Regions from separate parts of the Homo sapiens genome. Here region 2 is linked to region 1. Evidence: read pairs that join two places in POLR2A ChIA-PET (ENCODE). Cell type or tissue: GM12878. All regions are shown on one strand.

Region 1 (5,000 bases):
CACTGCTCCAGCCCTCATGGTGTGAAGCCAAGGTGTCTTTGGTCTGTCGCAGACATTGGAGAAGAGGGATCGCTCCTCTCCAACATCTTCTATAGGGAGTGGAGGCAGAAAGGTGGCATGGACCCCAGTGTGTCAGATGGTGTCTCTGTCCTCATCACAGGCAACATCCCACAGTTCTCAGACCTGACCTCTGAACGTCCTCCTGCCCAGTGGGAGAAACACAACCCTGGTACCTGGGTAGGAACTGAGAATGTGGCACAAAGACAAATTCCTCTTCAAAAAAGGAAGAGAACATGCACCAAGCAGAGAAGAGTAAATGGGTTCCCTTAGCTGTGTGTTCTTAACTGGGCTTTCAGTTGGATGCTCTTGGTTCTAAGGAACCAGCCCCTCAGTGGTGTTCCAAGCCAGTGCTGCCCATACCAGGCTGCAGCCTAACACGTCACTCTGAGTCCAGCAGTCGCAGCTCAACCCCTCCAAATGCCATTGGTCCACATCAGACCAATACTCTGACACTGTCTACTATGGAAATTAAGCACTTGAAATATGGCGGGCTTCCGTTTCAGGTGGCCTTTTTTCTCTTTCTTACCCTCCATCTTCAACAAGAAGCTATGGCCACCTATACCTACATGTCTTCCGATGGACTGGAGTAGACTATGTTAGGGGCAAGAGTTTTCTATGGAGGTAACTGCAGCCCCTTAGATGACTCTGTGGCTGTTGGGAACGAGACAGATGAAGTGGAACAACCCACCACGACTATTGAAACTCCGGCCGCTCTGGCCCCATCCTTGCCTCTTCTGTCAAAACATTTGGCTTATTTATAGCTAAAACCCCCCATCTGAATTTTCTAAGTAATAGAGCTGCCTCCATTTACTCTACAAGTCTTATGGATAGCATGGCTTGGTCACAGTGGTTATGTCAGTGGTCTTTGGTGTCAGACTGCATAGGTTCCAATGCCACTTTTGACACGTATGGGCTGGGTGGTAGTGCTGAGTCACTTTACTGCTCAATGCCTCAGTTTCTCCATCTGACAATGGGGATGGCAGTAGTATGCCCATCCCTGCACAAGGAGAAGGACCAAAAAATATAATAATGCATATAAAGTATGCAGAACTGGATTTCTCCTATAGGATCCATAAAATTGGTGAGCCCCTTTGGCATAAAATCTGAATTTGATTGAATGCATTTATGTGTTTCGAGCATTTGTTATGTTCTGAGCATTGCACACATACTTTACTTATATAATAACACTTTATTCCCAGCAGCCCTCTAAGGGCAAATATTGTTGGCTCCATTTTTCTTTCTTGTTTTTTTTTTTGAGATGGAGTTTTGCTCTTGTTGCCCAGGCTGGAGTGCAGCAGTGCAGTGGTGCAATCTCGGCTCACTGCAACTTCTGCCTCCCGGGTTCAATAGATTCGCCTGCCTCAGCCTCCCGAGTAGCTGGAATTATAGGCATGTGCCACCATGCCCAGCTATTTTTTTTGTAATTTTAGTAGAGACGGGGTTTCTCCATGTTGGTCAAGCTGGTCTCAAACTCCCGACCTCAGGTGATCCGCCCACCTCGGCCTCCCAAAGTGCTGGGACTTTAGGCGCTAGCCACTGTGCCCGGCAAGTTGGCTCCATTTTTCATAGGGAAAACTGAGCCTGAGAAATGCAGTTGCTTTGCCCAAAGTCCCTGTTGACAAATCTCAGAGATTTAGGGGATTTTTTTTTCTTTTTAACAACAGGAACAATTATTTTTTCCAATAGAAAACGGATCAAAAGTAGACTTTTTGGGTCAGAGCAAAAAGGGAGACCCAGAGTCCTGCTCCCTAAGCCTTCCCCTTGCTTGCCACAGAACAGCTAGGGCTGTGCCGCAATAGCCCATAGGCACGTGGGACCCCCTACATTACAATCTAAATTAATGAAATTAAATGAAATTTACAACTCATTTGCACTAAACATATTTCAAGTGCTCGATATCCATAGTAGATGGTGTCAGAGCATTTCCAGCATTGCAGAAAGTTCTATTGGACAGTGTTGTCCTAGAGGGTTTTATAATATAAAGTCTGGAAATATCACCAACAAGCCCCAGGCTGCCTTAGGCTTTCTGAACCTTGTCTGCTTATAGACAGAATAGAAAAATAATAACAATAATAATATCTTGCTACTGGACAGTTGTGAGGCCTCAGTGGGATGATGTCTGTGAAATGCTAAGTATTATTTTATAAAACATCTTGCAGACAATGGCCATCTCTTTTTTTAAAGTGATTATTAGTGATTCCATTTGTTATTATTTATTTTAATTCATAGTTTGTTCCTGCATCAGTTTGCTCAGGATAATGGTGTGCACCTCCATTCATGTCTCTGCAAAGGACATGATGTTGTTCTTTGTCATGGCTGCATAGTATTCCATGGTGTATATGTACCATATTTTCTTTATCTAGTCTGTCACTGGTGGGTTTGATTGAGGTTGATGCCATGTCTTTGCTATTGTGAATAGTGCTGCAGTGAACATATGTGTGCCTGTGTGTTTATAATAGAATGATTTACATTCCTTTGGGTGTATACCCAGTATAGGTCTTTGAGGAATCGCCACACTGCTTTCCACAATGGTTGCACTAATCTACACTCCCACCATCAGTGTATAATCTTTTCTTTTTCTTCACAACCTTGCCAGCATCTGTTATTTTTTGACTTTTTAATAATAGCCCTTTCTGACTGGTGTGAGATGGTATCTCAGACAATGACCATCTCTCTGGGAGGGGACTGTGTATGCCCCAGGATATTTTTAAACACGCAGTTGTCTGTAGCCCATTGTGTGTAGGCCCCAGCTCTCTAGAATCTAGAAACCAGTTCATGTGGCCCTACAGTTTCCTTTCTGTGTTGTAATCACTTCAGTTCTGACATGGCCCTAAGATGACAGTCAGGCCATGGAGGGCTGGCCCAATTGTGTGCCTCCATGGCCAGACCCCTCTGACAGCATGACCACCAGCCCACCCCAGTCATGCCAATGTGTAACTGCTTTGGTCAGAGTCAACCACATCTTTTGCAGCTGTCCTGCCTCTGACTTTTCAGCATTGTGCTTTTATAAACTTTGTTCCCAAAGAAAACTTCCTTTATTCCTTGTACTCATATGTCTGTCTGTTGCTCAGCTCAAAAAGACCTGTCATGAAATATGGTACTGATTTGAAGATGTCTATGCCTGTCCATAAAATACCAACTTAAACTGCTTCTGGACAACTCTTATGTGGTTGCTAGGTACGTGTGTAGATTTCCAGCCTAGCAGCACCTCAGTGCACAGTGGCTTAGCAGGATAGGAGAAGGTTTCACCCCATGAATTCCAACAGAGGGCCCTAATGTTTGAATGTGCCCATGTGTACATGTGTGTGTGTATATGTTTATTTTTTGAGGAATGGAGAGACGAGAGTTGGGTGGTACTTAGAAAGTCTAAATAAAACCAAGTTTCTATATCTCCATGGCAACATGGATACGGGAAGTATTGACGTTGCAAGTATCTCAGCTTTATCAAGAGACCAACACCTTCCACGGCCCTAAGTCCTTAGGATACATGTGTTATCCAGAGTTTCAATTTCCCTATGGATAGCCACAGAATGTGACTGTTGGCTCACACAATCTTAGAATACCACAGCTGAACAAGTGTCTCAGCAAGACCACAATGAACGCCACCTCTCACAGAGGAGAAACCAGAAATCCAAAAGGAGAAAGTGACTTTCCTGAGGTTGCACCATCATCCTAGCCTAGACTAGAACTCAGGTTCCTTTCACCTACTACTCCAGTGTTCCTGTTACACACCCTACTCCCATTATACACAAGTTACTTTTGACCTTGTATAACTCTCCATCCCATATTTCTGCAGGTCTCACTATTGCTGGCTGTTCCTCTTGACTTGCTGTCATCAAGCCAAGCTCTAGGTTGCTCCAGGTTACGTATGACAGCTCTAGGTTACCATCGCTGTTGCCAATCAGTGCCCAGTTCTCTTCTGCTGCTGCTTGATCTGATTCCCTTTAATACTCTCAGAGCCTAAAACCAAGTCTCTGATACCCCTACCTTGAGATCAAAGCTTCAGAGTGTTTCTGTGGATGAGACAAGTCCTACAGTTTTGCGCCACCTCAAACCATTATAGAAACAAAAAAAAATTAAAATGAAGAACACGGCTGTAAACCTGCCAAATAGTTTTGTTCCCATAGGGAGTCCTTCGGCAGCTGTCTCTGAAAAGATGCAGTGTTTCACATCCTCTCTTTGCCATTTTTATTTTTATTTTTTTGCTTCACTGTTTTATGTTTTCTTGTTAAAGAAAGGCAATAAAGTTGAGAAAGTGTCATGAAGTTGAGTCATCTCCGATTTAGTTTTCTTACCCATTTTAGAGTTGAGACATTCATCCCTGCATTCCACAGTGATCATTTCAGCCTCGTTAAATAACTTTAACATTTGGAAACAATATCCAGGACTACTGACAGGGATCTAATCATAATTAGCACCTGTAATCCCAGCACTTTGGGAAGCCGAGGTGGGTGGATCACTTGAGGCCAGGAGTTCAAGACCAGCCTGACCAACCTGGTGAAACCCTGTCTCTACTAAAAATATAAAAATTAGCCGGGAGTGGTGGCAGGCACCTGTAATCCCAGCTATTTGGGAGGCTGAGGCACAAGAATCACTTGAACCCAGGAGGTGGAGGTTGCAGTGAGCTGAGATCGCACCATTGCACTCCAGCCTGGGCAATGGAGTGAGACTCCATCTGAATAATAATAATAATAATAATAATAATATTTAGGCACAGTTGTGCCCTTGGAGAGATTACCTGATGCTTATTTTCTGGGGTATGCATAGGATTTCTAAGGAAATGATAACATTCCACATTTTGAACTGCATGGTGATTTCAAGGATATATACATATGTAAAAATTCATCAAGCATTTTATTACACATACGTTATACCTCAATAAAAATAAGTGTATCAAAAAAGAATTTAAAAGTGCTATGTGTATTCACATGGAAATATAT
Region 2 (5,000 bases), 740 kb after region 1:
TCTTTGTTTTCTATCTTTTCTTTTTTTCTAGTTCTTTTAACTTGGTTTTGAGTATCAAAACTTTGAATCAGGGATTCAAAGCAAATCCCTGAAGCTATCTTGGAATAAAGTCTACACCACAACAAACAAGAGATTTACTACAGGAGAACTGACAAAAAGTTAGGGCCAGGCGTGGTGGCTCACGCCTATAATTCCAGTACTTTGGGAGGGTGAGGCGGGAGGATCACTTGAGGCCAGGAATTCGAGACAAACTTGGCCAACATGGCAAAACCCCATCTCCACTAAAAATACAAAAATTAGCTGGGCGTGGTGGTGTGCGCCTGTAATCCCAGCTACTCGGTGGCTGAGGCAGCAGAATCGCTTGAACCTGGGAGGTGGAGGTTGCAGTGAGCCGAGATTGCACCACTGCACTCCAGCCCGGGCAACAGAGCAAGACTCTGTCTCAAAAAAAAAGAAAAGAAAAGTCATATTATCCTGTCCCTGAGACTGAAATTTTTCAACATAAAAGAAAAAAATCCAGCCAGGTGCGGTGACTCACGCCTGTAATCCCAGCACTTTGGGAGGCCGAGGTAGGCGGATCACCTGAAATCAGGAGTTTGAGACCAGCCTGGCTAACATGGTGAAACCCCGCTTCTACTAAAAATACAAAAAATTAGCCGGGCGTGGTGGTGTGCGCCTGGTACTACTATCCCAGCTACTCAGGAGGCCGAGACAGAAGAATCACTTGAACCTGGGAGGCGGAGGTTGCAGTGAGCCGAGATTGCGCCATTGCACTCCAGCGTGGGCAACAAGAGCGAAACTCTGTCTCAAAAAAAAAAAAAAAAAAAAGAAAGAAAAGAAAAGAAAAAAATCCCTGGAGGAGGAATTTAAAATTCCAATGAGTTGAGGACTGACTGAAACTGGATTGGCCATGAGCTGATGAGCTGGTTGAAGTTGGGTTCTTTATTCTAGTCACTCTACTTTTGTATATCTTTTGAAAATGTCTATAATGAAAAAAAAATTGGTTGTTATTTTTCTTTCTTTGTTTTTTTTGAGACGGAGTCTGGCTCTGTCGCCCAGGCTGGAGTGCAGTGGCACGATCTCGGCTCACTGCAAGCTCCGCCTCTCGGGTTCACGCCATTCTCCTTCCTCAGCCTCCGGAGTAGCTGGGACTACAGGCGCCCGCCACCACACATGGCTAATTTTTATGTATTTTTAGTAGAGACGGGGTTTCACTATGTTAGGCAGGATGGTCTCGATCTCTTGACTTCGTGATCTACCCGCCTTGGCCTCCCAAAGTGCTAGGATTACAAGCGTGAGCCACTGCACCTGGCCGGTTGTTATTTTTCACATAGAAGAGAGAGACCAGTGAGAAGGGTAGCAGCTGCAGGAGCAAGTGAGGTCTGAAGTAGGGTGGCCTTGTGGAGAGGGACAGAAAAGGCCAGAAGAGAAGGATGGCTTCAAATATGCTTGGCTGTATTGTCCTAGATTATTTCAGCATCTCGTTTCAAATCCCCAACCATCTTCTCTCCTCCTTCACTTCAAGTGCTTTCCTTGTACCCTTTGGGCTTTAGTCTAGATGCCATGGGAATTTTTTTTTTTTTTTTTTTTTTGAGACAGAGTCTGACTGTGTCACCCAGGCTGCTGAAGTGTAGTGGCATGATCTCTGCTCACTGCAGCCTCCACTTCCTGGGTTCAAGTGATTCTTCTTCCTCAGCCTTCCAAGTAGCTGGGATTACAGGTATGCGCCACACGATGCCTGGCTAATTTTTCTGTTTTTAGTAGACAGGGTTTCACCATGTTAGCCAGGCTGGTCTCAAACTCCTGACCTCAAGTGATCCAGCCACCTTGGCCTCCCAAAGTGCCAAGATTACAGGCTTGAGCCACCATGCCCAGCCGGCCATGGGAATTTTTGAGAGTTTTCAATAGACAGTGGCCTGATTTTAAAAGTCCCCTCTGGGAGATCAAGATGGGAGGATCCCTTGAGACCAGGAGTTCAAGACCAGCCTGGGCAACATATCAAGACCCTCTCTTAAAATAAAAATAAAAAAAAAATTAGCCAAGTGTGGTGCATGTCTGTAGTCCCAGTTACTTAGGAGGCTGAGGCAGAAGGATTGCTTGAGCCCAGGAGTTTGAGGCTGCAATGAGCTATGATCATGCCACTGCACTCCAGCCTGGGCAACAGATTGAGACCCTCTCTCTAAAGATTAATTAACTAGTTAATTAATTAATTTAAGATAAAAGTCTCCTGTAGCCTAGCTAATGCACAGAGCACAATTTGGAGGGGTCTACCTATAAAAAGACCAGCTAGGAGGCACTGCAGCATTCCAAGTGCTTTATAAGCATTCTTTTTTTTTTTTTTTTTTTTTGAGACAGAGTCTCACTCTGTCACCCCAGGCTGGAGTGCAATGGCATAATCTCTGCTCACTGCAACCTCCACCTCCCAGGTTCAAGAGATTCTCCTGCCTCCCCCTCCCGAGTATAGTTAGGACAACAGGAGTGTGACACCACGCCCAGCTAATTTTTGTATTTTGATAGAGATGGGGTTACACCATGATGCCCAGGCTGGTCTCCAACTTCTGACCTCAAGTGATCCACCCAACTTGGCCTCCCAAATTGTAGGGATTACAGGCGTGAGCCACTGCACCTGGCAGCATTCTTATTTACTTCTCAAAGCAAGTCTGTGAGTGAGGATTGTTCTGTTCATTTTGAATACAAGGAATCTGAGACCAGGGAGTTTGAGAGACCTACCCAAGGCCACACAGCAATTCCCTGCAGGGTTGCCAGATAAAATAAAATAAAATAAAATATGGCATGGAACATACTTATGCTAAAAAAAAAATTGTTGTTGGCCGGGTGCAGTGGCTCACACCTTTAATCCCAGCACTTTGGGAGGCTGAGGCAGGAGGATCACAAGGTCAGGATATCAAGAGCATCCTGGCTAACACGGTGAAACCCCATTTCTATTAAAAATACAAAAATTAGCCGGGCATGGTGGCCGGCACCTGTAGGCCCAGCTGCTGAGGAGGCTGAGGCAGGAGAATGGCGTGAACCCGGGAGGCGGAGCTTGCTTTGAGCCGAGATCGTGCCACTGCACTCCAGCCTGGGCGACAGAGCGAGACTCTGTCTCGAAAAAAAAAAAAAAATTGTTGTTTATCTGAAATTTATATTTAACTGGGTGACCTGTTTTTTTGTGTTTTGTGTTTTTTTTTTTTTTTGAGACTGAGTCTTGCTCTGTCACCCAGGCTGAAGTACAGTGGTGCAATCTCAGCTCACTACAACCTCCGTGTCCCGGGTTCAAGCGGTTCTGCTGTCTCAGCCTCCCCAGTAGCTAGGACTACAGGCACCCACCAACATGCCTGGCTAATTTTTGTATTCTTAGTAGAGACGGGGTTTCGCCGTGTGGGCCAGTCTGGTCTCTAACTCCCGACCTCAGATGATCTGCCCACCTCAGCCTCCCAAAGTGCAGGGATTACCGGTGTGAGCCATCGCGCCCGGCCCTGACCTGTATTTTTGTTACCAAAATCTGCAATCCTAATTGCTGACCAAGCCAGGATTTGGCCCCAGGGTCTCAAACCATCAGCAAATGCTCGTTGCATGAATATATAGGGGCAATGTGCAATATTAGAGAAGTTAAGGTCCTTTTTAGACAATCACAAATTGTAGTATCATGAGTTGAGTAGGATGAAGGTAAGAGCACAGGCTCAGATATCAACTCCCTGGGTTCAGATTCTGCCACCATCATCTAACTACCAGCTGTGTGATTTGGGGGCAGGTTACTTAAACCCTCATGCTATAGTTTTCTCATCTGCAAACTGGGGATAAGAATAATAATACTAATAATAGCACATTCCTCTAGGTCGGCTTTGAAGATTAAAGGAGCAAACTCATACATTGCCAAGCCTTGCCTGGTGTAAGACCACAGGAGATGTTGGCTGAGTGAGGTCATAGCAAACAGTATGCTAAAGGAATAAATAAAGTGTTACAAATCCTCCTCATACTACCAATTACACACGTAGATAAGTTTTTTCTCTTCTCTCTTTTTTTTTTTTTTTTTTTTTTGAGATGGAGTCTTGTTCTGTTGCCCAGGCTGGAGTGCAGTGGCACAATCTCCACTCACTGCAACCTCCACCTCCCGCCTCCAAGGTTCAAGCGATTCTCTTGCCTCAACCTCCCAAGTAGCTTGGACTACAGGCACCCACCACCACGTCTGGCTAATTTTTGTATTTTTAGTGGAGACAAGGTTTCACCATATTTCCCAGGCTGGTCTTAAACTCCTGACCTCAAGTGATCCTCCCACCTTGGCCTCCCAAAGTGCTGGGATTATAGGTGTGAGACACCACGCCCAGCCTAGAGAAGTTTCTCAAGGTGGGAACTGTGTTTTGTTCCTTATAGAACCCTGCCTACACTAAGGGGTGGAATTTTTTTTTTTTTTTAGACAGGAGCTTGCTGTGTTGCGCAGGCTGGAGTGCAGTGGCACAATCATAGCTCAGTGCAGCCTCAAATGCTTGGACTCAAGTGATCCTCTGCCTCAGCCACAGGCACACACCAACATGCCTGGTTAATTTTCTATTTTTTGTAGAGATGGGGTCTTGCTATGTTGTGCATGCTGGTCTCAAACTCCTGGCCTCAAGTGGTCCTCCCACCTGGGCCTCCCAAAGTTTTGGGATTACAGTCATGAACCACCACACCTGGCCCACAATAAATATTGATTCAATAATAAAATGGGCTGGGGGGGAGTTTCTAATGGGACTAGAATTGACCTGTAAAAATAACCAAAAACTAAAACACAAAAGAAGAATCCCACAAAAACAAAAATTATATTAGAGGGAAATAATGTAAGGAATGACTCCAGAATGTGACAGTGAGTCAATCAAAGCATTCATCATTGAAAATACTATATTTTGAGGCAAATATGTTTGATTTCTCAGGAAAAGCAAAAAGGGTTTGTGGCAAGCCACAACGAATACTGTCATTAAAGCAAAATTAGTACAGGTCTTAAATTCCAGAGGTTACAAAAC

The links. ChIA-PET counts read pairs that join two places held together with the same protein. Peaks named below come from ENCODE experiments on the same cell type or tissue, not always from the same donor. Only the 100,000 strongest peaks of a DNase experiment are listed, where the experiment ranks them.
Region 2: POLR2A ChIA-PET joins it to region 1 with 5 read pairs; 2 of 35 experiments call an interaction of 5 or more read pairs at or near these places.

What each region holds. Positions count from the first base shown.
Region 1 is chr16:9,799,731-9,804,730 of GRCh38, reverse strand. The region is part of intron 10 of GRIN2A (glutamate ionotropic receptor NMDA type subunit 2A); the gene reads left to right. The region is part of intron 2 of LOC105371077 (a long non-coding RNA gene); the gene reads right to left. Among named protein-coding and RNA genes, the nearest start is that of LINC01195, 350 kb to the right of the region's middle. In GM12878, no CTCF peak of the experiment used is centred here; a DNase peak (open chromatin) is centred at 2,867.
Region 2 is chr16:9,054,761-9,059,760 of GRCh38, reverse strand. No RefSeq gene overlaps it. Among named protein-coding and RNA genes, the nearest start is that of HAPSTR1, 34 kb to the left of the region's middle. In GM12878, no CTCF peak of the experiment used is centred here; no DNase peak of the experiment used is centred here.